6 separate regions of the Homo sapiens genome follow, and regions 2, 3, 4, 5 and 6 are each linked to region 1. A link is an interaction called in ENCODE POLR2A ChIA-PET data of the cell type or tissue named here. Cell type or tissue: HepG2. All regions are shown on one strand. Each heading gives the region's core, and the rest is flanking DNA. Links, peaks and the distances in the headings are about the cores only.

Region 1 (4,803 bases), core at 315-4,314:
AGTAGATTGGTGGTTGCCTAAGGCTAGATGTTTGGGGGAAATGGAGAGTGACTGCTGAAGGCTGCAGGGTTTTTTTTTTAGGGTGACGAAAATGTTCTCAAATTGACTGTGGTTATGTACAACTCTGTGAATATACTAAAAACCAATGAATTGTATTTTTTTCTTTTTTTAATTTCTTTCTTTTTTTTTTTTTTTTTTGAGAGAGTCTCACTCTATTACCCAGGCTGGAGCACGGTGGCATGGTCATAGCTCACTGCAGCCTCAACCTCCTGGGCTCAAGAGATCCTCCCAACTTAGCCTCCAGAGTAGTTGGGAATACAGGTAGATACCACAATGCCTGGGTAACTTTTTAATTTTTCATAGAGATGAAGTTGCACTGTGTTGCTCAGGCTGATCTCAAACTCCTGGCCTCAAGCAATCCTCCCACCTTGGCTTCCCAAAGTGCTGGGATTATAGGCATGAGCCACCATGCCCGGCTGAATTGTACATTATTTATTTATTTTATTTTATTTTTTTGAGACAGAGTTTTGCTCTCATCCCCCAGGCTGGAGTGCAATGGTGTGATCTCAGGTCACTGCAACTTCCGCCTCCCAGGTTCAATCAATTCTCCTGCCTCAGCCTCCCGAGTAGCTGGGATTACAGGCACCCACCACCACACCAGGCTAATTTTTATATTTTTAGTAGAGATGGCGTTTCACAATGTTGGCCAGGCTGGTCTCAAACTCCTGACTTCAAGTGATCCACCCACCTTGGCCTCCCAAAGTGCTGGGATTACAGGTGTGAGCCACCGCACCCCAGCCACAGCATTTCTTTTCTTTTCTTTTCTTTTTTTTTTCTTTTTGAGATGGAGTCTCTCTCTGTTGCCCCAGACTGGAGTGCAGTGGCGCAATCTCAGCTCACTGCAACCTCCACCTCCTGGATTCAAGTGATTCTCCTGCCTCAGCCTCCCAAGTAGCTGGGATTACAGGCATGTGCCACCATACCCAACTAATTGTATTTTTAGTAGAGACGGGGTTTCAGTATGTTGGCCAGGCTGGTCTTGAACTCCTGGCCTCAAGTGATCCACCTGTCTCTGCTTCCCAAAGTGCTGGGATTACAGGCATGAGCTACCTCAACTGGCTACCAAATTGTGCATTTTAAATGTGTGAATTTTGTGGTGTGTGAATTATATCTCAATAATGCTCTTACCAAAAAAAAAAAAATCTTTATATGGCCTCTGAAAGCTTACCTCAGCTGGACCTTGTCTACCGCACCTCACCTGGTCTCCTTCACCTCATTCCACAAAGCACAGCCAATGTCATCTTGGTTCCTCCAATGCAACACACTCCAGCCCTCCTCCGAGCTTGGGCTTTTACACACCCCCCTTCTTAGAACACTCTTCTGCCTCTTCACATAATTCAGTCCTCCACATTGGTATCACTTTCTCAAGGAAGCCTCCCTGCCCACCCACCATGAGTCATGATCAAGTTCCTCTTCTGGGCCTGCCAAAGCACCCCTTTTACTTTGCTCTCTACCAAACGTCACTTTGTGATTATTTGGATCATGTCCGTCTTCCCCACTAGACTAGGCCCCATGAGTGCAGCTCCATGCCTGCTTTGCTCACTCTTGCACTTAAACCCTGTGCCTAGCCCTGGCCTAACACATGAGGAGGACTCCAGATATCTTGGTTGAATAATAAATGAGCAATATATTACTGTTTGCCCCTAACTTGGAAAACAAATGATAGGTTCAACAATTCTAGAGCTCCACAAATGACTCAGCAAAAACATGTTCGGAGGCACTCCCAACGTGAAATTAGAAGGTTGGAAACTCAGAGGACGGGACAGGCTTAGATAGAAACATTGGCCTCTTCCCAGGTAAGTTCTCCCCAGGAGGTGGGGAGCAAACTCTCTGAGCAGCCAGTTACAGGGAACTCATGACTAAGCTCTGTTGCTGTTTATCAAGATACACACTGACTCTCAGAAGTTCTAGCGTGAACCAAATCCTGCTTCAACCCCATGGGCTTTCAGTGTAGGACTTTTTCTTTTTGTTGGTGATCACACACCCTACTGGTGGCTTAACCAATTACATTGCCTCAGCCCCTGTGACACTCCAGCTCCGCGTCCCCTTTATGATGCTTCAAATATCATAAAAGCAGAGAAAAATCATATGTCATATATCAGAAAATCATATATCAACTTTTTTTTATTTTGAGGTCTTTCACACACTGAACTTATTTTAATCATAATTGTCAATTATAAATAAACATAATTACTATGTTCCTTTTTTGATGTCAAATTGTTGCAATTTGGACAGTGGCTTCCTTATCCTTCTACCATTGCTGGCCTAAAATCCTTGTGTTCTAGGCCCATTCCAAATTTTCCTTGTTCCAAGACACAGAATCAGCCACCCACTAAGAAGTCTCATTTCCTTTTGATGGGTGCACGAGAGTGGGAGGTTAGCAGAAGAAATGCTGTTAATGGGCTAGGTGCAGTGGCCTAGCCTGTAATCCCAACACTTTGGAAGGCTGAGGCAGGAGGATCACCTGAGGTCAGGAGTTCGAGACCAGCCTGGCCAACATGGGGAAACCCCATATCTACTAAAAATACAAAAAATTAGCTGGGCGTGGTGGTGTGTGCCTGTAATCCCAGCTACTCAGGAGGCTGAGCCAGGAGAATTGCTTGAACCCAGGAGGCGGAGGTTGCAGTGAGCTGAGATCATGCCACTGCACTCCAGCCTGGGCAACAGAGAGAGACTTCATCTCAAAAAGGAAAAAAAAAAAAAGAAGAAGGAAAAGAAATGCTGTGGCCAGGGCATGGTGGCTCACGCCTGTAATCCCAGTACTTTGGGAGGCTGAGGCAGGTGGATCATGAGGTCAGGAGCTCAAGACCAGCTTGGCCATTATGGTGAAACCCCATCTCTACTAAAAATACAAAAATTAGGCAGATGCCTATAATCCCAGCTACTCAGGAGGCTGAGGGAGGAGAATCACTTGAACCTGGGAGGCAGAGGTTCAGTGAGCCAAGATTGAGCCACTACAGTCCAGCCTGGCAACAGAGCGAGACTCCATTTCAAAAAAAGAAAAAAGAAAAAGAAAAAGAAATGCTGTTAATGAACTGTATTTTAGGGTCAGAGCCAGGAAATTATATTTCTCTTAAAGCTTATGGGTTCACAATAATGTTTCCAATTGAACTCTATGTTGTAATTTTTTATTCAATATAAAATATTTTCAGGCCAGGCCCGGTGGCTCATGCCTGCAATCCCAACACTAGAAGGCAAGACGGGAGAATTGCTTGAGACCCAGAGTTCAGGACCAGCCTGGGTAACATACCGCAACCCCCTCTCTATAAAAGAAAAAAAAGATATAATTGTTTTCATTTATTTTATCTGCAATATTCCTGCATAGAGATTTAATCTTCACCCTCACTATAATTGCATTTCCTTTACTAGCCCTCATTTGCCTTGCCAACCGCCATTATACCGTCCCTTTGCTGATGGTGATGTCTGTTGGCTTGGTCTCCTTGTTCTGGTTGACCAGACTATCCTCCTGTTATAAACAGCAGGAAACACAACCCCAAAACACACATACACACACACTGGAAGCCTACATGAATTTCACATGCATCGTTTGAGGCAGCCTCCTGAGAGCCAGTCATCCTTCCAAGACAGTGACTGCTTCGGGAGTAAAATCATAACTGAGAGAGTCTCAGGGAACTTTGTTGTTGTTTTACTGAGTTGACATTTGGGAAGTTTAAGGTCTTTATTGCTCTGACAGAGTATTTTAACTTAATTTTTTTTGTTGAGACAGAGTCTTGTTATGATGCTCAGGTTGCTCTCGAACTCCTGGGCTTGAGTGATCCTCCTGCCACAGCCTCCTGAGCAGCTAGGATTACGTAGGTGCACGTCACCATACCTGGCTCTTTATCTTGCTTTTTGTCATTAGAAAAGTATCACACAAATGAATTACAAAGAAGATCATTTCATTCAGAAATGTTGGAAACTACTGAAAAGTATAAAGATGAAACTAAAAATCACTCCAATCTCATCATCCAGAAATAACTGAGGGCCAAGGCACAGTGGCTCGCATGTGTAATCCCAGCACTTTGGGAGGCTGAGGCAGGAGGATCACTTGAGCCCAGGAGTTCAAGACCTGCCTGGGCAATATAGGGAGACTCTATCTCTACAAAAAAACACAAAAATACGAAATTACAAAAGAAACAAATAACTGAAGCTAACATTTTGAAAAAAGAAGTAGGCCGGGCGTGGTGGCTCACGCCTGTAATCCCAGCACTTTGGGAGGCCAAGGTGGGCTGATCACCTGAGGTCAGGAGTTCAAGACCAGACCGACCAATGTGATGAAACCCCGTCTCTACTAAAAATACAAAAATTAGCTGGGCATGGTGGCACATGCCTGTAATCCCAGTTACTCGGGGACTGAGACAGAAGAATCACTTGAACCTGGGAGGCAGAGATTGCAGTGAGCCGAGATCGCACCATTGCACTCCAGCCTGGGCAACAAGAGTGAAACTCCATCTCAAAAAAAAAAAAAAAAAAAAGAATACTGAGAATATGAAAAACCTTTTTTTTTCTAGATCCATCAATGCCTCTTGAAGAGAGTATCAAAAATCAATATGAAACTGAAAGAGCTACTGAACTGCAGACAAAAATTTCATCAGATACATCAGAGATTTCTCTAAAGGTTAAAAAGAAACGTGAGAAATATTAAAAGTCAATTGCCTGGTGTGGTGGCTTGCACCTATAATCCCAGCTACTTGAGAGGCTGAGGCAGAAGAATCCTTTGAGCCCAGAAGTTAGAGTTTACAA
Region 2 (4,803 bases), core at 443-4,442, 63 kb before region 1:
CATCTGTAATCCAAGAGCTTAGAGAGGCTGCAGCGGGAAGACTGCTTGAGCCCAGGAATTTGAGGCTGCTGTGAGCTATATATGACATCACTGCACTCCATGCACGCTAGCCTGGGTGACAGAGCGAGACCATGTCTCAAAAACAAAACAAAACAAAACAAAACAAAAAAAACCAACTTTTTTTAAAACAGTTTTTTTCATGAAGAGCTTCTACAGAGCATAAAAACCAGATCAGCAAGAGAAAATGTGGTTCTTGGTTTCCCTGAGGACAAGAAGGGCTCACATGCCTGGAGGGAGGAGTTGTTATATTGAAATTCCATCCCGCAGGAAAGGGGAGCCCTACTTTTCTTACAGCCTTGAAATGAGCCCCACTACTTCTACAGCTTTAAATAACAAGAGGCCGGGCTCGGTGGCTACGCCTGTAATCCCAGCACTTTGGGAGGCTGAGGCGGGTGGATCACTTGGGGTCAGGAGTTTGAGACCAGCCTGGCCACATGGTGAAACTCCATCTCTATTAAAAATACAAAATTAGTCAGGTGTGGTGACTCGCGTCTGTAATCCCAGCTACTTGGGAGGCTGAGGCAGGAGAATTGCTTGAACCCGAGAGGTGGAGGTTGCAGTGAGCTGAGATTGAGCCACTGCACTCCAGCCTGGACGACAGAGCAAGACTCCATCTAAAATAAAATAAAATAAAGATACAAAAAGTAGCCGGGTGTGGTGGCATACGCCTGTAATCCCAACTACTCTGCAGGCTGAGGCAGGAAAATTGCTTGAACCTGGGAGACGGAGCTTGTAGTGAGCTGAGATTGCACCATTGCACTCCAGCCTGGGCAACAGAGCAAGACTGTCTCAAAAAAAATAAAGTCAAATAAAAGAACAAGAGGCAGGAAAACCAGGCAAGTTTCCTTATCAAAATACAACCAATGGCATAAACATTTCTGGATAGCCTGACCCTTCTGGTGTTGATTTATCTGGAGGGTCCTGGTCTCTGTGTGGTGCTGCCAGTCAAGAGGAATGATGGATATTGTGAAAAACCCAAGGGCAGAGGGGTCGGGGGTGGAGCTAGAGGGGACTAGGAATCAGGTCGTGTTCAGGAGGTGGGGCAGAGTTAAACTTTGACTTTAAATGACCCACATAAGCCTCCGTCCTCCTGTTCCAAATAAAACAACGCACTCAGGGTCAGGGTCAATGACCTGGTCTAGGTTTCCAGGTGTCTGTCTCACTGTCTTTCTGCAATGACTACCTTGCTGAAAACATGCGCCACGCGTCTTCATGATCTTACCTCCTCTGCTTACTCCCCTCCTCCCCAACTCCCACCAAATAGGCTGATCCTTGGCTGTTCCCTGCTTGTGCTGAGCTGTTTCAGGTTTCTGTGCCTTTGCTGGAATATCCTTCCTCTTCTCTGCCAGGTGAATGCATCATCTTCAAGGTCGGCTCGAACATCTCTTCCTGAGAAGTCTTCCTAGATGTGTCCAGGTTGGAGAGGATTCTTCCCCAGGTACACGAGGGAAGCACATCCCCCTTCTGGAACCCTCAGTCTCTTCCAGTTCCCCTCAGGACCTGGCTGCCCAAATGACAGTGGCTTTCCACATGTTTGTCACCTGGAAAAGAAGCCGCTCAGCCATTGGCTGTGAAGGACAGAGGTGGCTTCACTCTCCATGTCGGCACCATTTTGGAAAAGGATTTTCAGGCCCGAGATAAGTCCACAGCCAGTTTCCCAGCCCCACCTGACCTCTGCCCTGGCCTATCCCTCAGTCCAGTACAAGGGGAGGCATGAAGGTCTCGGTTATACTCTGGTTCCTGCCCCCACACTCACCCCCACCCCAATGAACCAGGCAGCTTCTAGCTTGTTCTGCACCCTGCACACTCCCCTACAGTGACTTAGGGCACTTGGGGCCTCCACAAAGCTGACCTGGCTCAGCCTCTCAGCCCCCCAGCTCCCTGCTAGATGCTTTGCTTTCTCATCATTACCCTCAGGCTTCCCTCAGGCTGCTGCTAGGATTCTAGTGGATGGATGGAGGCAGGAGAGAGAGGTGGGAGGCAGAGCCTGGAGGACATCAAAAACTAGAGGAGGGAAGGAGGGAATCTGGCTGTGGAGGTGTGGCCAGGTGATTTTCCCTTGCAGCCTTGCAGCCAGGAGAAAAGTTCCACCTGGAGGGAAAAGAAAGGAGAGCCGCAGGACAGTCGGCGCCCCCCACTTCCTCTTGCACCTTGCTAGCTCTTATCTCCAAAACACACCTCTCTGCCTACTTGGTTCATTGACCCTGACCCTGAGTACGTTGTTTGATTTGGAACAGGAGGACAGAGGCTTACGTGGGTCATTTAAAATCAAAGTTTAACTCTGCCCCACCTCCTTAACACGACCTGATTCCTAGTCACCTCTAGCTCCACCCCTGACCCCTCTGCCCTTGGGGTTTTTCACAATATCCATCATTCCTCTTGACCAGCAGCACCACACCAGGACCCTCCAGAGGCTGTGAGAAACATCCTGCACCCAGGTCCTCTCTATCTGTTTATCATTGTCTATTTTGTATTCTGCATTCAGAACCAAGAGCCTGAAGACGACCCAGGAGCTTTAGCTATGGCTGTCTTCATTATTTTGTCCCTGTTTAGTGTTCTGGTGACAGGCATGGGTGAAGGTGGGGCTGGGAGTGAGAAAGGAGGTGAGAGGGAATGTAAGCTGAACCAGCTTCCCCATTGCCCCTCCGTATCTCCCAGTGCCCAGCCTTGGACACACCCTGGCCAGAGCCAGCTGTTTGCAGACCTGAGCCGAGAGGAGCTGACGGCTGTGATGCGCTTTCTGACCCAGCAGCTGGGGCCAGGGCTGGTGGATGCAGCCCAGGCCCAGCCCTCGGACAACTGTGTCTTCTCAGTGGAGTTGCAGCTGCCTCCCAAGGCTGCAGCCCTGGCTCACTTGGACAGGGGGAGCCCCCCACCTGCCCGGGAGGCACTGGCCATCGTCTTCTTTGGCAGGCAACCCCAGCCCAACGTGAGTGAGCTGGTGGTGGGGCCACTGCCTCACCCCTCCTACATGCGGGACGTGACTGTGGAGCGTCATGGAGGCCCCCTGCCCTATCACCGACGCCCCATGTTGTTCCAAGAGTACCTGGACATAGACCAGATGATCTTCGACAGAGAGCTGCCCCAGGCTTCTGGGCTTCTCCATCACTGTTGCTTCTACAAGCGCCGGGGACGGAACCTGGTGACAATGACCACGGCTCCCCGTGGTCTGCAATCAGGGGACCGGGCCACCTAGTTTGGCCTCTACTACAACATCTCGGGCGCTGGGTTCTTCCTGCACCACGTGGGCTTGGAGCTGCTAGTGAACCACAAGGCCCTTGACCCTGCCCGCTGGACTATCCAGAAGGTGTTCTATCAAGGCCGCTACTATGACAGCCTGGCCCAGCTGGAGGCCCAGTTTGAGGCCGGCCTGGTGAATGTGGTGCTGATCCCAGACAATGGCACAGGTGGGTCCTGGTCCCTGAAGTCCCCTGTGCCCCCGGGTCCAGCTCCCCCTCTGCAGTTCCATCCCCAAGGCCCCCGCTTCAGTGTCCAGGGAAGTCGAGTGGCCTCCTCACTGTGGACTTTCTCCTTTGGCCTCGGAGCATTCAGTGGCCCAAGGATCTTTGACGTTCCCTTCCAAGGGGAGAGGGTGGCCTATGAAGTCAGTGTCCAGGCGGCCTTGGCCATCTATGGAGGCAATTCTCCTTCTGCTCTACGAAGCCGGTACATAGATAGTGGCTTTGGCTTGGGCCACTTCTCCACGCCCCTGACCCATGGGGTGGACTGCCCCTACCTGGCCACCTACGTGGACTGGCACTTCCTTTTTGAGTCCCAGGCCGCCAAGACAATACGCGATGCCTTTTGTATATTTGAACAGAACCAGGGCCTCCCCCTGCGGCGACACCACTCAGATCTCTACTCCCACTACTTTGGGGGCCTTGCGGAAACGGTGCTGGTCATCAGATCTGTGTCTACTATGCTCAACTATGACTATGTGTGGGATATGGTCTTCCACCCTAATGGGGCCATAGAAATCAGACTCCACACCACCGGCTACATCAGCTCAGCATTCCCCTTTGGTGCTGCCCAGAGGTATGGAAACAAAGTTTCAGAGCACACCCTGGGCACGGTCCACACCCACAGCGCCCACTTCAAGGTGGACCTGGATGTAGCAGGTAAGGCATCCTGGCAGAGGCAAAAGTGCTGGAGGGGTGAGCTGAAGTCTCCATGCCTAGCTTTAAAAGTTTTCGTTGGGCTGGGAGCAGTAGCTTATGCCTGTAAGCCCAACACTTTGGGAGACTGAGGGGGGTGGATCACTTGAGGTCAGGAGTTCAAAACCAGCCTGGCCAACATGGCGAAATCCTGTCTGTACTAAAAATACAAAAATTAGCTGGGCATGGGTATGCTGTAATCCTAGCTACTCGGGAGGCTGAGGCAGGAGAATCACTTGAATCTGGGAGTCAGAGGTTGCAGTGAGCTGAGATTGAGCCACTGCACTCCATCCTGCGTGACTGAACAAGACTTTGTCTCAAAAAAAAAAAGTATTCCATGCTTTAAAAAATTACCTCTGTGATTATAGAATTTATTATATTGTATACTATGTATAAATATGATATATTGATATAAGTATTTAGATTTCTATATTCAAATGTTATCATAATGTACCTACGTTTTGCCACTTCTGTTTTTTCATATAACAACATTATTCAAGCAAGCAACAAAAATGTATGAATGCACACTTGTGCCAAGCACCCAACTATGCAATTTAACAAAAGAAACAACATTGTTGCTCTCAGATGG
Region 3 (4,803 bases), core at 530-4,529, 81 kb before region 1:
CCTTCCACTTCAAGCTGGACCTGGATGTGGCAGGTGAGTGCTGAGGGGATGAGGATGGAGACTTGGGGGCGGGGTCAGGTGGGGTGGAGGGAAGGGAAGGGAATCTCCCAGGTCAAGCTGAAATAACAAGTGGCAAGAGCAGGGTGTTCCAACACCACAGCTCTAGTGGCAACAGGGCAGGGACTGTTTGAGCATATTCAGTGCAGTGAGTCTGGTACTGGGCTACTGGGTATCTGGTAAAAGGTGAAAAGAGTTCCCCCGCCCAGCCCCTCTGACTTGCTATGATTGTGAAACTAGTTTAAATGTAATGGCTGGGCATGATTGCCTTAGCCTCAAGTGACACTGGGTGGGTGAACTGGCCCAATGGGGCTGGAGTTGGAGCACTTTGCTTCTTCCTAATTCTGAGGGTCAGTAGGGGTGGGGAGGGCAGGGTCCTGAGCCGAGGTCGGAAGAAGTCTGTCCAGAGTCTTCAGGGTGGGGGTCGACCTGGGGCTTAGGAAGGAGAGGGTAGCAAAGCTGGGGTTGCTCCCCAGGATAGGGCCACTCCTCATCGGGAGGGCCATCCCATTCCTGTCATCACAGTTGACTCATGGCAGGCACACAGCTTGCTGCAAGTATGGAAAGAGATTTCTCAAGCACAAAGGGCTCAAAGCACACAGAGGACTTGCTGTTCCTGACAGACTTTGTCAAGGACAGAAAGGAACTTACAGACTCACACACTGATCCACAAAGAAAATTAGAAACTCACCAGACCCTCTCCATTTTAAGGGAAACTAAGGAGGGTGGCGGGAGATGGGACAGGAAATGACTGCCCAAGTATAATGCAACATAAACTAGTATTTCTTGTGAAATGTTTTCTTATCCTCAAGTCTAAAGACATGGCACGTGCGTGCCTGCGTGTGTCTCTGTGCATGCACTTGCACTTGTGTTCGCAGTGGTGTGGAGGGTAGGAAGGACTAATAGCATGATTGAAATGATCATATTAACTAGATTACTCTTTGACATACTTGGATTTTGACTTGTCTTCTGATTGGAAGTTTTTCTTCAGCATCTTTGGCATTAAAGAGGCTTGTTTTGGGAAGTAACATTTATTGGACCCCTAGCGTGTGCAGCATGGGCTGCTGCTGTGGGCCAGAGAGGCTGTGTCAGGCACCAGCTCACAGGATGGCTGCAGAGGCACCAGCTTCAGTGCAGTGCCTCCCGTGCCAGGTACCTTCATATAGGTCTCGTTGAACTTACAGTCCAGACCTGCAGAAAGTGTATGACCAAGTGCTGAGTTAGGCAGTGCAGGTTATGGATGCTGTAGAATTCCAAGGAACTCCCAGACAAAGGTATGAATGTGCTTGCTTCTGAAAAACACTGACAGTACTTCCCACCTTGCTGAGATCAAAAGTGAAGTCTCAGAGCTGGGAGGAGTATGCAGGGGACCATGGGAAGGGATTGGGTTTTCTTTTTTTGAGGCAGTGTCTCACTGTCACCCAGGCTGGAGTGCAGCGGTGCAATCACAGGTTACTGCAGCCCTGACCTCCTGGGCTCAAGCAATCCTCCTGCCTCAGCCTCCTTAGTAGCTGGGATGACAGGCATACACTACCACGCCCAGCTTTTTTTTTTTTTTTGAAGACAGAGTCTCACTCTGTTGCCCAGGCTGGAGCACGGTGGTGCAATCTCAGTTCACCGCAACCTCCACCTCCCAGGTTCAAGCGATTCTTGTGTCTCGGCCTCCAGAGTAGCACACCACCACACCTGGCTAATTTTTTTAAATTATTTATTTATTTAAGTAGAGATGGGGTTTCACCATGTTGGCCAGGCTCATCTTGAACTCCCGGTCTCAAGTGATCCACTCGCCTCGGCTTCCCAAAGTGCTGTGAGCTACCATGCCCGGCCTTTTTTTTTTTTTTTTTTTTTTTTTTAAGAGGCAGTGTTTCATTCCGTTACCCCAGCTGGTGTCCAGCACCTGGGTTCAAGGGATCTGCATCACCCTGCCACCAGCCTCCTGAGTTGCAAGCTGCCACACCCGGCTCAGGAGTCAGTTTTTCAGCTAGCTTCTCCAAGACAAATATCATTATCCCTTTCATAGTTAAAAGAATGTCACTAGTCAGCTGCAAGTGCTTTTCTGTTTATTGGGCACAGCCATAGAACAGCTTTAATTATGCCCAGTGTAGGGATTCAGAAAGTGAATCAGAGAAGCAAATTGGTCCAGGGACTGTTTGGTAGTCCAGTGCTAATAGAACTTTCTGTAGTGATAGAAATATTCCGTATTTGAGCTGTGGCTCTAAACAATAGTCACTAGCCATGTGTGGCAACTGGGCACTTCAAGTGTGGCTAGTGTGACAGAGGAACTGAATATATATATATATATATATACATATATATATATATATATATTTTAGACAGAGTCTTGCTCTGTTGCCCAGGCTAGAGTGCAGTGGTGTGACCTCAGCTCATTGCAGCCACAACCTACTGGGCTCAAGCAATCCTCCTACCCCAGCTTCCCAAGTAACTGGGACCACAGGCATGTACCACCATGCCTGGCTGATTTTTTTATTGTTTGTAGAGTCAGGGTTTCACCACGTTGCACAGGCTGGTCTCAAACTCCTGGGCTCACATGATCCACCCGCCTCAGCCTCCCAAAGTGCTGGGATTGCAGGTGTGAGCCACCTCAGCTGGCCCTAAGTTTTAATTTTCATAGCCACGTGTGGCTAGTGGTTACCCTATCGGATAGGGCAAGTTGGAAGAAGATAGGAGCTTGCTCTTGCCCAGACCTCCTGGCTCCCAGCACAGTGTGCTCTGATGCTCTCTCTGCCTTTTGTCACACCAGTGCAGTGGACATCATGGGGAAGACAGGGACCTGGCCCAGAGACCTTACCTGGTGTGGAACTCATCTCCTTTCCCTCCCCCTGGCAGGGCTGAAAAACTGGGTGGTAGCTGAAGACGTGGTGTTTAAACCTGTGGCTGCCCCCTGGAACCCGGAGCACTGGCTACAGCGCCCACAGCTGACTCGGCAGGTCCTGGGAAAGGAGGACCTGACAGCTTTTTCCTTGGGAAGCCCCCTACCCCGCTACCTCTACCTGGCTAGCAACCAGACTAATGCGTGGGGTCACCAGCGCGGGTACCGAATCCAGATCCACAGCCCCCTTGGCATACACATACCCCTGGAGAGTGACATGGAGAGGGCCCTCAGCTGGGGGAGGTGAGGAGGGCCCTGGCCTGGGTGGAAGGAAAGGACAGCCCCTCCCCTGCCCCAGTCCTTGGAGACAAACTCCCTTCCCACGGCTACCATTCATCCCTGTACCTCCCCTCAAACCCAAGTTAGATACACGGTGGGAAATGGTCTCACACAGAATCGGATCTAAGGGACTCCTGGGCCAGTAAAGGCACTTGACATTTCCCAAAACCACCTTCTTATGATTCCTGGCCAGATACCAGCTTGTGGTGACCCAGAGAAAGGAGGAGGAGTCACAGAGCAGTAGCATCTATCACCAGAATGACATCTGGACACCCACAGTTACCTTTGCTGACTTCATCAACAATGAAACCCTCTTAGGAGAGGTTGGTTGCCCTAGGGACATAGGAAAGGGACACCTGTGGGCATGGCATCTTGGCTGCCCAGCCTCTGGCCAAAGGTTAGAGGGAATGGCTGATTTCCAGTTCGCAGATTCAGAGGCCATGGAGTTTTCTGATGACCAACACAGGTCATCCCTCCTGGGGTGAGATTAGCTCTGGGACACTGGCTCCCCCCTCTCCCCGCACAGCTGCTTACATGGATTGCTCCACGTGTTGTATGGGCATGAGGCTGGGGAGAGTGGAAGCCAGGCTGAGACTGGAGGCTGGGATTGTGACTGAAGGGTGGTTCTTTGGGTCACGCTTCCATAGTCCTCCAGCTCCTCCTTCTTCTTGCAGGATCTGGTGGCTTGGGTCACAGCCAGCTTCCTGCACATTCCCCATGCCGAGGACATCCCAAACACAGTGACTCTGGGGAACAGAGTTGGCTTCTTGCTCCGACCCTATAACTTCTTTGATGAGGACCCCTCCATCTTCTCCCCTGGCAGTGTCTACTTTGAGAAGGGCCAGGATGCTGGGCTCTGCAGCATCAATCCTGTGGCCTGCCTCCCCGACCTGGCAGCCTGTGTCCCGGACTTACCCCCTTTCTCTTACCACGGCTTCTAGTCCTGAGGGTGTGGCGGGCGGCGTGGTTAGGCACATGTACTTTTCCCTGTTTCTACTTTCTATTCTCCGTGTTTTTATCACACCTGCTCCCCAGATTCCCACCCCCTCAATGTTCCTCTCACACGAAACCCCCATCAGTCCCTTTGGTTAATTCTTACTTCCTGTTCATCTCTAAAGTGTTAAATTATAAAAATGATTTTTAAATATTCAAAGAAAAATATCACAAATCCTACTACTCAGAAATAGGTGGTCACATTACATCAGACATCTCTTTATGCATGTGCATTCAAAAGGAAGAGTAGATAGAATTTTGTAAAACAGATGTTGTATGTAATTTATAATAAAAAGTATTAGAGGAATTTTACTTGAATTTATTGTTTGACCTGTTAAGTATCTAGAGTCCTCTGGAGAATACTAAGGAGTCTGGCCAGGGAAATTAGCGCTGGGGGCCAGAGGGCAAGGGGGATAGACCTGGCCAAGGAATGTCATTTGGAAAGCTAAAGGGGCAGGGGGTGGGGGTCTTTGGAAGGAAAACGATAGTTTGAAGTTACAGGAAAATATCTGGCCCTGACTAAGTGGGGGACTGGGGAAGAAGCTGGGCTGAGGTCAGGAGAGGCTGCTCTGCACAGATCCTGC
Region 4 (4,803 bases), core at 214-4,213, 96 kb before region 1:
ATGAATAGTTATTGTTAAGTGTAGTGGTACTCTCCAGTTGTTCACTGAATAAACAAATGAATGGAGTATTATATTAAACACTTGGATGGGGAGGAGGAAGGGAAATAAAGAGAATGTGTATCTGTCTTATAACCTACTTGAAGGAGACAAAACATAATTATTTGAGAACAAAGCATATTTTAACAGGCACAAACATATTAGCTTTTCCAGTTGATGTTATAAATTCTGACTGGAATAAGAATAGTGGCATACTTAAAATAGAATGGAGTAAATGTGGGAAATAATTCCTGAAGTTTCAAATCGGATCTCAAAAGTTCCCAGGGAAATGTGTTAACAGAAAACATGTAAAAGGGGGAAAACTGATAGAGCATGATGTTATATGTGGCCTTCTATAAGCTGAAAAGGACTTTGAGCTTGAAAGCAGGAATGGAAATAATTACTGTAATTTAAGGAGTAACCTCTTCATGCTAAGCATTAACAGATCACTTACTTACCTGACAGTGGCTACTATTTATTTTGTGTCTAAGCACTGTGCTAATTGTTTTACATATATTATTTCTAATATTCACAACACTACAAAATTACATACTATTATTTATTACTAATTATTAAAATTCCATCTTACAGATGAGGGAATCGAGACTCAGCATTTCAATAATTTGCCCAAGATTCCAGTTAGTAAGGAGCTGAGGTGGGATTTGAAGCCCAGGTCTCTGATCCCAAAGGCCATAGTCAGTCTTCTGTGCTTTACTCCATTTAATTGTGTATTCCCCTCATTTTCCTAGCACTTAGTAGAGAGGCCAGCCTAGGATAAATGTTCAACAGCAAGAGCGACCCCAAAATACAAATCTGATGACCTCCTTTTGCACTTAATCTAGATTGTTTACTAACAACCCTCCTCACCCTCAGCTCACTAGTCTTTGTCTTCAAGACAATCTCTTTCCTTCCCTAGAGCATTTGCCTGAGCTGCCCTTATACCTCTCAAGGCTCTTCTCACTCTTTCCATGCTAACCTCTTTATATCCTTTAGATCACAGCTTGCCTGTTCAGAGGCCTTCCTTGGCCATTCGATCTAAAATAGATCTCTCGTATTTTCTATGTCATCCACTTTTTCCCTAACATTTATCAAATTTTGCAGTTACCTTGTCAGTTTACTTTCTGGTGTTTTTCCAATATTATGCCCCATGGGACCAGCGACCTTGAATCTTGTTTGCCTTTGATTTCCCAGAGCTGTGCTCTTCAATACAGAAGCCAGCAGCCACATGTGGCTACTGAGCACTGTACTACAAATGTGGTGTTGCCTTATTGAGATGTGCAGTTAAGTGTAAAATACGCACTGGATTTTGAAGACTTGGTATGAGAAAAGAATGCATAAGATCTCGATTTTTAAATGTTGATTACATGTTGAAATACTTGTATAAACTGGGTTAAATGTATGACTAAAATTTTCACTTGTTTTACTTTTTAATTGTGGCTACTAGAAGATTTCAACCTACATATGTGACTCACATATTTCTAGAATCTGACACAGTGCCCTGCCCCATTTTATTGAATGATATATCCAATGTCGAGAGAGAGAGATCGAATGAATGGGTGCATGAAGAGGTATAGTCTCATGCTTCCACTAGGCAAATAGATACAGCACTGCCGTAGAAGTTAGGAGATCTGGGTTCTGGCTCAGGATGTACTGGAAACGCCTTGGACAAGCCCTACCCTACTCTGGGGATCAATTTGCCAATTAGGTAGTTGATCTTTGAGGTCTGGAAGCTTACGAGAATCAGTTGGCAGGGAAATGTACCAGGAAAGCTTGGTACAACGGCGCTTGTCTTTTTCGCTCTAGCCTAAACACTTGAGCCTCGGCAAACGGGCAGAGGCAGCGGGAATCAGGGACTACACCCCCGAACCCAGTACCCGGGTCCCCGACTTCCCCGAGCCTACGTCACTGGGGCGCGACGGCGTTGTCCCCGGGAGTGCAGCGGCTGAGAAGGTCCCTTCGGTGAAGGCGAGTTCCGGGACAACAGAGAGGGCCGCACCGTTTCCGAGTCTCTCGGAGGCTCAGTTCTCAGCGCACCATTCCCCACAGCTCTCCTTTTTACTTTACCCCTACCCGACACTTGACCCCGGCAGTGTGAACCCCGCTGGGAGCGTCCAAAGCCATGCCTCATCGCGGCTGCGCAGCGCACGTGCACAGCCTCGCAGGAGTCTCGGCGATTGGCTGTGACGCAGTTTCCGGCGTGAGCGGCGAAAGCCGGGAGGGCGAGCGAGAGAGCAAGCAGGCAGCAGGCTGCCGGCGGGCGGGCGGACGGCACAGAGGGAGGGAGCGAGCGAGCAGTGAGTAAGCCAGCAAGGGCGGTCGGGTCCCGAGGTCAGCCGAGATTTCTCAGGTCCCTCCGGCCCCCTCCCTGGAGTCCACAGCGCCTCCGGTGTCCAGAGGATCGGACACGGCCCGGCCCGGCCATGGCCTCGTTGCTGAAGGTGGATCAGGAAGTGAAGCTCAAGGTAGCGGCACCGGTCCGGCCTTTTTGCCCCTCGCTTTGATCCCCCAGCAGTCTGACCGGCTTCCTACTCCCCATGGCGTCTTTGTCTCCCTGGGGATACCAGCTCTGAGCTTCCGCTCGGCTCAGCCCAGCCCCCAACTCCCGGGGTCGGCTTCGCGGGAGAGGAAAATATAGGATGGCTTTCTGTACCGCGTCTGATGATGGAGAGTCCCGGGGACACCTCCGCGGACACGTGTTGGACTCAGGGCTTTAGGCCCGTGACAGCTGGTAATCCCCCAGCCCAACAACGTCCCTGGACACTGCCCCTGCCCTTGGCGGCTGGCCTGCCTAGTATCATAGACTAGGTCTGGGTGGGGGTTGGCACGTTTGTGAGCTCACATCTTCCCTAACTACCTGTCTTTTGTCTGCTTATCAAATTCAGACAGCTTCAGACACAGGAGGAAGGGAGGGAAGGGGGAGGACAGAGGAGACAGGCAGGTGCTGTCCTCAAAGCCCTGCGTTCTTCTGAGATGGAAAAATGGATCCTCAAAAAAATAAAGTATTTGCAGTCTGGGGGCCTCTCAGCTTCTTATTACAGTTACAAGGTGAGGGAAAGACAGTTGGATTGGGATTCTCCATCCTGCTCTTACCTCTGTCCCCAGGTACTGAATTGCTCTCTTTGTTAATTTTAGGTTGATTCTTTCAGGGAGCGGATCACAAGTGAGGTGAGTGAAATAAATAGAAAAATGGTTGTTGGTTGAGAATTTCCCAAAGAGGAGATACCTGGAGAGAGAGAGAGAGAGAGAGAGAGAGAGAGACCTTCCCACAGATATTAATTCAGCTGTATTTTCCCTCTTCCTTAGGCAGAAGACTTGGTGGCAAATTTTTTCCCAAAGAAGTTATTAGAACTTGATAGTTTTCTGAAGGTGAGAGACCCTATTCTTTCCTCAAATTCCCCAATTTTTTTGGCCCTGGTATTACTGTCAACTGGGATAAACTGTTGATTCTTCTTCTTTTTATTTTTTTAAACTGTAAAAGCACTTTCATTTCTTGCTCTTCAAATCAAATACTTCTTTGTTCAGCTTGAAAAGATTAATGTTTTGGGGTGGGTGTCTTTCAGGAACCAATCTTAAACATCCATGACCTAACTCAGATCCACTCTGACATGAATCTCCCAGTCCCTGACCCCATTCTTCTCACCAATAGCCATGATGGACTGGATGGTGTAAGTGTCCTATATTTATCTTTGTGTTCTTGAGCAGTAGGTCCTCTGTCCTCTGTTTCCTTGTCAGTTTAAGATGTACAGAGGGAACAGTGGGATTTGGATCTGGGAACTAGGACTCTGTTACAGACATGATGACTCTAGTATAGTTCTTTTATTTCTTATTTATTTATTTATTTTTGAGAAAGGGTGTCACTTTTTTTGCCCAAGCTGGAGTGTAGTGGCGGGAATGCTGCTCACTGCAGCCTTGACCTCCCGAACTCAAGCGATCCTTCCTCCTCAGCCTCGCAGGTAGCTGGGACTACAGGAGTCCACCACCATGCCCACTGATTTTTGTATTTTTTGTAGAGATGGGGTTTCACCATGTTGCCCAGGCCGGTCTCAAACTCCTGAGCTCAAGTAATCCACCCGCCTCAGCGTCCCAAAGTGCTGGGATTACAGGCGTGAGTCACTGCACGGGGACTCCAGTATATTCCTTTTAGACCCTCAGTTTCATTTACGACGTGAAGTGAATGTGCTAATGCTACTGTCAGTGTTAGAGTGAGTTTCAAATAAAAGAGAACTAGCTTAGGCCAGGCACCTTGGCTCACGCCTGTAATCCCAGCACTTTGGGAGGCCGACGTGGACGGATCATGAGGTCAGGAGATCAAGACCATCCTGGCTAACACCGTGAAACCCTGTCTCTACTGAAAATACAAAAAATTAACTGGGTGTGGTTGTGGGCCCCTGTAGTCCCAGCTACTTCGGAGGCTGAGGCAGGAGAATGGCATGAACCCAGGAGGCGGAGCTTGCAGTGAGCTGAGATTGCGCCACTGTACTCCAGCCTGGGCGACAGAGCGAGACTCTGTCTCAAAAAAAAAAAAAGAGAACTAGCTTCATCAGGTTACCTGGTTTTTCCCATGGCTCTGAACAAGACTTTGCTTATATTTGTTTGCATGTCTTGAGTAGTGTTATGGGATATGCAGTTCTCGCTATGTAACTGCAATTGCTATCTTTGCTTTGCATCTCTAACACCTAGTCCTTATCAGTCATGTGTCCACATGCTACTATAACACTGATGATACCGTATTGTTGTCTGTAGTACTGCCTCATTGTTGAACTTGTA
Region 5 (4,803 bases), core at 566-4,565, 74 kb before region 1:
TATATGGGCTCTGCTGCTGGGAGCAGCCTTCTGTTTGTCAGCTCAGTTCTGTGTCTGGCCTGTGGTGGTGGTGTTTTGGAGGATCTCTTTGCATTCTACCACGTCCCTGGCATGTGCAGGTCAGTCATTCCAGGTTGTACATTTCCTTTGGAGATGGACCCTCCTCCCTGATTTTCCTTCTTTCTCTGGGCACAATTCACCTAAGTGTGAGGGGTCACATGGATCCCGTGGAGCATTCTGGATAGATCCTGGAGTCTGGTCACAGAGAGAGCCAAGGCTACATGATGGCTTGGAGTCTTCATCTTTGTCTTTTCACTGTCTTTCCCCACATTGAGTCAGTCACCAGGTGTTTTTTTTTGGTTTTGTTTTATTTTGTTTTGTTTCTGTTTTGCACCTGCAGTATCTCGGCAGGTCAGACTGTCATGCCGTGCAGGTGCCAGCCCTCTCTCTGCTGTTTTTGCTCTTGTTGCTCTCAGAGCCAAGAGCCACTCTGCACCCAGAGGGCCTCCCATCCACACCAGCCTGCCCTTTACTCAGCTCTCACTTTCGTCATCACCTGTGGGATCCTGTCTGCAGAACCCCCTCAAAACTCTTTCCTTCACGGTGCAGCTCCACCCTGCCTTGCTGTGCTCTGCACAGCTACACCCAAATTCTCCATGTCCCTGGACACGCACTTCACATGTTACAGTCAGGCATCCTCCTGTTTGCTTATGCTTTGTCTCTGCTTAGAATGTCCTTCCATATCATCTTTTCTGGTAATGTCCTTTAAGGCCAGGCTGAAAAGTTGCCCGGAAGGGCCCCCTTTTCCTGCCTGCAACTGTATTCCTGTGATCCGGAAGTTGCCTAGGCCATGCTCCTCTCACAGGACAGGCCAGTCAGTGGTTTGTCTGTCTGCGTGGAAAGCAAGAGGGTAAGGATGATCATTCATCTCTATCCCCAGGGACGAGTACAGTCCTCTCTGCTAATGAATGTTGAAAGAATGAATGAGTGAAATGGAATGAACTCCCTGATGAAGTATTTTAATTTACAGGTCAACAGCTTTGGCTAAAGGATTGGAGGTATCCTGGGGAGAGGGAAGAGAAGGAGGGGCACACTCAGTTCTGGGCTGCTCTTTGGCCCCCACTCTGAAGCCAGATGGGGGCAGAGTCCAGAGGGGCCAGGGCAGTTGCCTGACAGGCCCTCCCCTATCCCACCCTGAGCAGGACTGGAGAACTGGGTCTGGGCCGAGGATATGGTCTTTGTCCCCATGGCTGTGCCCTGGAGCCCTGAGCACCAGCTGCAGAGGCTGCAGGTGACCCGGAAGCTGCTGGAGATGGAGGAGCAGGCCGCCTTCCTCGTGGGAAGCGCCACCCCTCGCTACCTGTACCTGGCCAGCAACCACAGCAACAAGTGGGGTCACCCCCGGGGCTACCGCATCCAGATGCTCAGCTTTGCTGGAGAGCCGCTGCCCCAAAACAGCTCCATGGCGAGAGGCTTCAGCTGGGAGAGGTGAGTGGCGGGCAGTCAGAGAGGAGGGGGGCAGTGAGAGTGGGAAAGGAGTGTTGGCGGACACTCAGCTCACACTGTAGGTGAGGGGAGAGCTCTCTCAGGAAGGCTTTTCTTTTCCTTTTTTTTTTTTTTTTTTGAGATGGAGTTTTGCTCTGTTGCCCAGGCCGGAGTGCAGTGGAGCAATCTCACTGCATCCTCCGCCTCCCAGTTTCAAGCGATTCTCCTGCCTCAGCCTCCCCAGTAGCTGGGATTACAGGTGCACGCCACCACACATGGCTAATTTTTGTATTTTTAGTAGAGATAGGGTTTCACCATGTTGGCCAGGCTGGTCTCGAACTCCTGACCTCATGATCCACCCTCCTTGGTCTCCCAAAGTGCTGTGATTACAGGCATGAGCCACAATGCCTGGCCAAAGGTTTTTCTAGTTATCCAAAGAAACCATGATGGGCACATTTTCCCCTTGGAGGCTAAAGCCCAGGAGTGAGAACTCTCTTCTGTTTTGGATGGGAGAGGGGTTGTACTGTTAAATGGCTGGGGATAAACAGGAGGACTTGACCCCCCTTAGGGTGACGTCGGGGATTCTGTAGCGCCGAGTCAGTTGTGTGACTGCAATTGGGGAAGCTGAGCTCTGAGCACTCAGTTCCCTTTCATCATAATCAGGCAGCAGGATGGGGTCAATGGCCATGGAGGCCTGACCAGTGCCTCCCTAGGTACCAGCTGGCTGTGACCCAGCGGAAGGAGGAGGAGCCCAGTAGCAGCAGCGTTTTCAATCAGAATGACCCTTGGGCCCCCACTGTGGATTTCAGTGACTTCATCAACAATGAGACCATTGCTGGAAAGGTCAGCTGGCCGGGGTAGAGGGTACAGGATGAGCCTTGCTTTCTCTTGGGAGGGTCCCTGAAAACCACCTGCACTTCTCAGGGGTGGTGCTGATTCCTGCCTTCTGCACTTCAGTATATCTGATCATTATCCTTTGAGGGAACCTTCCTGAGCTGGGTGTCCATATGCAGACACTGAGTGAGGCCCTGGGCCTGTCCTTGAGATCTTAGAGCCCTCTTAGTTCCAGTTTCATGGACTGAGTCCTTTCCAGGCTCCAGGACTCAGGAGGGATGGAAGTTACCAGGGAAAATGACATCTCCTGTATCTGAAGCTTCTCCCATTCCTGACTTGATGAATTTCACAATGTTGGCCTGGTTCTGCTTCCCAAGCGCTGGTTCTTTTTCCTCCACCCTTCTTTCCTCAGTTGTGGGGAACTCTTGGAGAGTTAGGGGAAGAGGAGCTGAAGTAGCCTGTGGGTGTCACCCTCTGGGGGTAGATAGGCAATGGGCGATATGATGGGAAATGTCAGAGATGGAGGCTGCAAGCCAGGGACAGGGAAGCAGGTGTTCCTAATATGAAATGGACTACTTATGCTTTGACTCCTACCCAGCAGGAAAAAATGTTTAAAGACTCATGATCCTTGGGCTGGTGAGCTGAATCCCTACCAGGGCATGTCCTCAGCAAAGCCAGACCTCGTGATCCTCTTTCTTCTCCCCTGCTAGGATTTGGTGGCCTGGGTGACAGCTGGTTTTCTGCATATCCCACATGCAGAGGACATTCCTAACACAGTGACTGTGGGGAACGGCGTGGGCTTCTTCCTCCGACCCTATAACTTCTTTGACGAAGACCCCTCCTTCTACTCTGCCGACTCCATCTACTTCCGAGGGGACCAGGATGCTGGGGCCTGCGAGGTCAACCCCCTAGCTTGCCTGCCCCAGGCTGCTGCCTGTGCCCCCGACCTCCCTGCCTTCTCCCACGGGGGCTTCTCTCACAACTAGGCGGTCCTGGGATGGGGCATGTGGCCAAGGGCTCCAGGGCCAGGGTGTGAGGGATGGGGAGCAGCTGGGCACTGGGCCGGCAGCCTGGTTCCCTCTTTCCTGTGCCAGGACTCTCTTTCTTCCACTACCCTCCCTCGCATCCGCCTCTGAGCCAGGAGCCTCCTGACCCTGTGATGCCTGACACAGGGGACACTGAACCTTGTTGATGCCAGCTGTACTGAGTTCTCATCCACAGAGGCCAGGCATGGCCCAGCCTGGAGCCGTGGCCGAGGGCTTCCCTAGATGGTTCCCTTTGTTGCTGTCTGGCTTTCCCGAATCTTTTTAGGCCACCTCCAAGGACTCTAAAAGGGGGCTATTCCCTGGAGACCCCAGAGTAGGGTTGCCAGTCCTGCAAGTCCATAGCTGAGCTGGAAAGGATGCTTCTGCTCACATTCCCTCTCATCCAGGTCCTTTCCTTCTCGTCTTCCTCTCTCTCACCTACTTCCTCCTCCTCCTCCTGTTCCTGCCTTCTCTTCTATCCTGCAATTTCTCCCGAATCCTGAGGGGATATCCCTATGTCCCAGCCCCTGGTACTCCCCCAGCCCTCAGTTTTCAGTCAAGTTCCGTCTCCTCTCCAGCCCTATGGAAGTCTCAAGGTCACGGGACCCCTAATCAGAGTGGCCAATCCCTGTGTGTCGTTCCCTTGTGTCTGTTGCTTATTGGGAGTAGGAGTTGCTCCTACCCCTGTCCTGGGGCTGGGTGTGTTTCAGGACAGCTGCTTCTGTGCATTTGTGTCTGCCTGCCTCATGCTCTCTATAGAGGAGGATGGTCATCGTGACAGCAGCAGCTCAAGTTAGCATTTCAAGTGATTTGGGGGTGCAATGATAATGAAGAATGGCCATTTTGTACCAGGGCTCTGTATTCTGCAACAGCCTGTTTGGGAGGCTGGAGTGGAAACAAAGGGTGGGCATCAAAGATGAGAAGCCAAAGCCCCTACAACTCCAGCCACCCAGCCAGGAGGGGCTGTCCAATCACATTCAGGCATGCGAATGAGCTGGGCCCTGGGTGAGGTGGGGGTCTGGCCTAGTGGGGAGGGGCCTGGCCTGGGTGGGGCAGGGCCTGGCCTGGTCCAGGCTTGGGCTCCATTCCCATCACTGCTGTCCCTCCTGAGGTCTGGATTGGGGATGGGGACAAAGAAATAGCAAGAGATGAGAAACAACAGAAACTTTTTTCTCTAAAGGACTGGTTAAATCAATTCTGATACAGCCTTACAATACAATAGTATGCAGCTAAAAAATAATTGTATGTCTTTATATACTAATATGTAATAATCTTCAGGTGAAAAAGGCAAGCCACAGAAATGTGTATAGCGCACTTCCCATTTGTGTTTCAGAAAGGAGTAGAATATAAACACATAATTGCTTATGTATGCCTATTCAGAATAAATGGGTAACACTGATTACTTTTGGGAGGGGAACCAGTAGGTTGAGGACAGGAGAGGGAAGGGTCTTAACACTTA
Region 6 (4,803 bases), core at 354-4,353, 87 kb before region 1:
CACCCTGAATGCAGGCTCAAGTGAGATTAAAATTACAGTAAGTTGGCCGGGTGCAGTGGCTCACGCCTGTAACCCCAGCGCTTTGGGAGGCCGAGGCGGGCGGATCACGAGGTCAGGAGATCGAGACCATCCTGGCTAACATGGTGAAACCCCATCTGTACTAAAAATAAAAAAAATTAGCCGGGTGTGGTGGCAGGCGCCTGTAGTCCCAGCTACTCAGGTGGCTGAGGCAGGAGAATGGCATGAACCTGGGAGGCGGAGGTTGCAGTCAGCCGAGATCGCGCCATTGCACTCCAGCCTGAGCGATAGAGCAAGACCGTGTCTCAAAAAAAAAAAAAAAAAAAAATACAGTAAGTCTTCACTTAATGTTGTCCATAGGTTCTTAGAAACTGCGACTTTAAAAATGATGTATATCAAAACCAAGTTTTTTTTTCATTAACATTGTAACAAAATGACATCGAACAAAATGATGTTATTTGAAACCAGGTTATTTGAGGACCTTCTGTACTTGATTTGCTTACCTGCTGTACTTTAATTTCCTTCAAGTCGCAGTTGCTAAGAACCTATTGATGACATTAAGGACTTACCGTATGCAGATGATTGCTTGGGGATTTGTGAAGGGGTCTCTCATTTTCTTGATGAGGTAAGGGTTGTACAGATATGTGATTCCCCTGATCCCTCTTCTCTCAGGTCACTCTACATGACATGATCCTGAAAAATATCGAGAAGATCAAACGGCCCCGGAGCAGCAATGCAGAGACTCTGTACTGAGGCCAGGGCCAGGGCCAGGGGACTCTGTGAGTCTGGCTCAAGACCGACATTGCCTTGGTTTGTTACATGACTATCGTGATGGGGAAACTGGCTGGAAATAGTAATCACACCTCTCTGTTTTTAGTTAGAGTCTAATGAAACTCTCATCTAGTTCTGTGATGTGTTTACCTCTTTTTTCAGGCCTCAGGAACTCTTCTATTTCCTTCCCTAATACCCCACACCCAACCTGTCGTAATTTCTGGAGAACTCCAGGTTTGTGTGTGCAGGATGTTGGCACAAAAATACCTGTGTTTTCATTCTCCCCCTCTCTCCCTCCTGTGTCTTGCGCTTTATGTTTTCTTCCGTTTGATAATTAGTTGGTTAAAAGCTGAGGGAACCGGAAGGAAAGTGCTAGGTGTTTTTTAGGAACTAGGGTGGCGGGGGGACGAACTTCTCTTCCTCACATGAGGTTACTGTTTCTTTCCTCTGTGGGGCATTGGATCCTCCCACAGTTGCCCTGGTGATGACTTAGGGCTTCCCATCTGTGTACATCCCACTTTGAATCTTGATCGTGACAAGAAATACCTTAGGCCTTCAGTCAATTCCGAAGCTCCTTCAGTTGTTTTTATAATGGGCGTTTTCACATGCACATATGTGTATGCATGTATACGCCCATACAGACATGCACACACAGACTCCTACTCCATTAGCTAACATACCCTCCCTCTCCACAACCCCTGTCACATACCTTTCAGGAGGTGACAGTTGTCTTAGTTGTCATCTACCCAGACAAACGTCCTGGGCCCGTCCTCCCTCCTGATACTGTAGCCTCTTGGTACCCAGGGTGAGTTGGTGGAGAACAGAGAGATGAGAAGCAGAGGGCTTGGGGAAAGCCTGTTCCTCTCTGACTCAGCCCTTTTTGGCATTATTGCAAGAGCTTGACTCCTGGTTGCCTTTTCCCAGCCAGTTTTCAGTTGGGGTGAAGGTTTCTGCAAGTGTGAGGTCCAGATGCTGCTGCTCATGTTGGGCTTTCCTTTTGGGAACTATTTCTCTTTATTTATAGTGTCGGGCTTCCGGGGAAAGCAATCATTGGTGTGTATGTGTATGTGCATGCACACACGTGCATATACACATTTGTGTATGTGGAAATGTGCTGGGCAAGTCAAAACTATAGAAGAGTTGCCTCCTGTCTCTCGAATCTTCCAGAGATATCACTTAATTGTTAACAGCTTTTGTGTTAATCCCCTTCAGCCCCTAGCTCTTTTATTCTACCACGGCTGGAGAGTTGATACCTGCAGTCAGCCTGCCAGTGACTCTTAGTGTCTGTTTCTGACTTATTTTTCCTGTCTCTGTCTTCCAACCCCCAATAATATTTCCACCGGGGATGCATCATTTTTACTCCCAATATTCTGTAGAGAGGGAGTCAGGATGCTGTCTTCCCACGAATAGTACTCAGTAACAAACCAATTGCATTTTAGTTGGGCAGTGCTCCCACCCACCCTCCAGATCCCTTCCAGCTAAAACCCTTCCCCCTTCCCTCCATGTGTTTCTCAGTTTCCCGTTTCGTTTGTTGGACTGTTCCACTGCCCCTCCTCCTCACCCTATCACCCATGGATCGTAATGTAAAATTCTTTTACCATGTCAAGAAATTATTAAAAATACAGGTACTTTGACCTCTTTCTAAAGCCGCAGACCCTGGTGCAATGCTCTGGTGGCTAGGGATGTACTCATGCTCATATGTGTGCACGCTTGGACACCCACCTCCATGGACACCTAGCCACCCTGTTGTGTGTCCTTATGCCAGTTGAGCTGAATCTTTTCCCCAGTATAGTGGAAAGACTGAGGCTTCTGCCTACTGAGCAAGGTTGGGTGCTTCATTTGTGTTCAGTCTGAATTATGGGAAAGTTAGCTCTTCCCAGACCTAAGCTGCCTTCTCTCCCTACTTTCAGAAGATCCTAGTTCCTTCCTTCCCGAGTGATACCCATGAACTGCCAGTAGAGGCTGCTATCGTTCCATGTGTAAGGAATGAACTGGTTCAAGGCGCGTCCTACCCAGTCATTTTCTTTACCTTATACTAATTCTTCCTGAATAATGTCTTCAGTTTCTTGAGGAGACTCCTAGTTTTGGTTTTCAAATTACTTGGAGGGCTGCCTAGGAATCTATCTCCCTCTGAAATAAAGTTTCCTCATCTTCCACCTTGCAAGTAGCCTTCTGGTTTCCAATGATCCCCTCGTTGTCTCTGTAAAAAGAGTTTAAGGTCTTGAACAATGGAGGAGCAGCTGCTCTGTTCTGTTTCAGAGATGACTACCAAAAGCTAGCGGTTTGTGAGTGCCTCCCCTGTGCCAGGCTGTTAAGTACCTAATGTGCATGATCACATTTAATCTTCAGGAATCTATAGGATAGTTGTATCTATTTGTTACAGATGAGGACACTGAGACTCAGGATAAGTATTTCCGCTAAGGTTACACAGCTGAGGGAACTGGGATTGGTGGACAAACCTGATTACTAAGCCCAGGCCCTCAGCCACTCCACTGGTTGGAAATGGCCTGACTACAAATCAAGGGCTTGGCATTAGGCAACAAGTAGAATTCAGTGCTTACTGCTGAACATGGCAGTGAATCCTGGAGCTGTTGGGATGCAGTTCCTGCCAGGAGGTAGGAAAATGGACAGCTTAGTGCTTGCATGCAGGCTGCAGAACTTAATTGGGCATCTGAGGTTTGTACTCTTCCTGAGACCCATTCCAGGTGGAAACTGGAGGTTAGCATCGTTAACCCAGATTCCCTTTCATCTGGTCTAAATGATGGAAATCAGTAGTTGGTACTGACTGCTACCAGTGGGAGTTCAGGGGCAAGGAAGAGGCTATGCATGTGGAAGCAGTGCCCTGGGCCAAACCACAGGACAGAAAATTGGAACAGAATTACATAAATCAAGGTCAGAAATTTCCTGCCCAACCCATGGGGTGGAGTTTTCTCCCTTCCTATCCATCCTAGCGAATATAAACCCCGACTTGATGTCAGTAACTGGAAGGAGCAGCTGTTAGAATTCTGATTTCAGCTCTCAGCATCCACCATGCATCTCAAGATAGTCCTGGCGTTCCTGGCACTGTCCCTCATTACCATCTTTGCCCTGGCCTATGTTTTGCTGACCAGCCCAGGTGGTTCCAGCCAGCCTCCCCACTGCCCCTCTGTATCCCATAGGGCCCAGCCCTGGCCACACCCTGGCCAGAGCCAGCTGTTTGCAGACCTGAGCCGAGAGGAGTTGACAGCTGTGATGCGCTTTCTGACCCAGCGGCTGGGGCCAGGGCTGGTGGACGCAGCCCAGGCTCAGCCCTCGGACAACTGCATCTTCTCAGTGGAGCTGCAGCTGCCCCCCAAGGCTGCAGCCCTGGCCCACCTGGACAGGGGGAGCCCCCCACCTGCCCGGGAGGCACTGGCCATCGTCCTCTTTGGTGGACAACCCCAACCCAATGTGAGTGAGCTGGTGGTGGGGCCGCTGCCTCACCCCTCGTACATGCGGGATGTGACTGTGGAGCGTCACGGCGGGCCCCTGCCCTATCACCGTCGCCCGGTGCTGAGAGCTGAGTTTACACAGATGTGGAGGCATCTGAAAGAGGTGGAGCTACCCAAGGCACCCATCTTCCTGTCGTCCACCTTCAACTACAATGGCTCTACCCTGGCAGCTGTGCATGCCACCCCTCGGGGCTTGCGCTCAGGGGACCGAGCTACCTGGATGGCCCTCTACCATAACATCTCAGGGGTTGGTCTTTTCCTTCACCCCGTGGGGCTGGAGCTACTACTGGACCACAGGGCCCTGGACCCTGCCCACTGGACTGTCCAGCAGGTCTTCTACCTTGGGCACTACTATGCAGACTTGGGCCAGTTGGAACGGGAGTTTAAGTCTGGCCGGTTGGAAGTGGTTAGAGTCCCTCTACCTCCACCAAATGGAGCTTCATCCCTGAGGTCTCGGAACTCTCCAGGTCCTCTTCCCCCTCTTCAGTTCTCGCCCCAGGGTTCCCAGTACAGTGTGCAAGGAAACCTGGTGGTATCCTCCCTC

The links. ChIA-PET counts read pairs that join two places held together with the same protein. Peaks named below come from ENCODE experiments on the same cell type or tissue, not always from the same donor. Only the 100,000 strongest peaks of a DNase experiment are listed, where the experiment ranks them.
Region 2: POLR2A ChIA-PET joins it to region 1 with 14 read pairs; 6 of 35 experiments call an interaction of 5 or more read pairs at or near these places.
Region 3: POLR2A ChIA-PET joins it to region 1 with 10 read pairs; 16 of 35 experiments call an interaction of 5 or more read pairs at or near these places.
Region 4: POLR2A ChIA-PET joins it to region 1 with 14 read pairs; 17 of 35 experiments call an interaction of 5 or more read pairs at or near these places.
Region 5: POLR2A ChIA-PET joins it to region 1 with 23 read pairs; 15 of 35 experiments call an interaction of 5 or more read pairs at or near these places.
Region 6: POLR2A ChIA-PET joins it to region 1 with 39 read pairs; 16 of 35 experiments call an interaction of 5 or more read pairs at or near these places.

Annotation. Positions count from the first base shown.
Region 1 is chr17:42,927,389-42,932,191 of GRCh38, forward strand. No RefSeq gene overlaps it. Among named protein-coding and RNA genes, the nearest start is that of G6PC1, 29 kb to the left of the region's middle. RefSeq lists enhancers at 1,061-1,637, 1,527-1,676. In HepG2, for the core only: a CTCF peak has its summit at 2,042; a DNase peak (open chromatin) is centred at 1,993; H3K4me3 peaks cover 474 bases.
Region 2 is chr17:42,864,698-42,869,500 of GRCh38, forward strand. It overlaps the pseudogene AOC4P. Among named protein-coding and RNA genes, the nearest start is that of AOC3, 16 kb to the left of the region's middle. In HepG2, for the core only: no CTCF peak of the experiment used is centred there; DNase peaks (open chromatin) are centred at 1,054 and 2,304; H3K4me3 peaks cover 569 bases.
Region 3 is chr17:42,846,182-42,850,984 of GRCh38, forward strand. AOC2 (amine oxidase copper containing 2) reads left to right here. Exons shown (of 4, transcript NM_009590.4): 1 at 1-33; 2 at 2,905-3,190; 3 at 3,420-3,549; 4 at 3,901-4,526. The coding sequence ends at 4,167. Among named protein-coding and RNA genes, the nearest start is that of AOC3, 2.6 kb to the right of the region's middle. In HepG2, for the core only: no CTCF peak of the experiment used is centred there; no DNase peak of the experiment used is centred there.
Region 4 is chr17:42,831,176-42,835,978 of GRCh38, forward strand. PSME3 (proteasome activator subunit 3) reads left to right here and starts at 2,222. Exons shown (of 11, transcript NM_005789.4): 1 at 2,222-2,498; 2 at 3,169-3,201; 3 at 3,340-3,402; 4 at 3,597-3,701. The coding sequence starts at 2,457. RefSeq lists an enhancer at 1,870-2,039. In HepG2, for the core only: no CTCF peak of the experiment used is centred there; DNase peaks (open chromatin) are centred at 1,236 and 2,216; H3K4me3 peaks cover 2,881 bases.
Region 5 is chr17:42,853,246-42,858,048 of GRCh38, forward strand. AOC3 (amine oxidase copper containing 3) reads left to right here. Exons shown (of 4, transcript NM_003734.4): 2 at 1,203-1,488; 3 at 2,199-2,328; 4 at 3,030-4,803. The coding sequence ends at 3,305. Among named protein-coding and RNA genes, the nearest start is that of AOC3, 4.4 kb to the left of the region's middle. In HepG2, for the core only: no CTCF peak of the experiment used is centred there; DNase peaks (open chromatin) are centred at 1,216 and 2,226; H3K4me3 peaks cover 2,267 bases.
Region 6 is chr17:42,840,808-42,845,610 of GRCh38, forward strand. PSME3 (proteasome activator subunit 3) reads left to right here. Exons shown (of 11, transcript NM_005789.4): 11 at 691-2,953. The coding sequence ends at 771. AOC2 (amine oxidase copper containing 2) reads left to right here and starts at 3,773. Exons shown (of 4, transcript NM_009590.4): 1 at 3,773-4,803. The coding sequence starts at 3,820. In HepG2, for the core only: a CTCF peak has its summit at 2,748 (motif pointing right); a DNase peak (open chromatin) is centred at 2,734.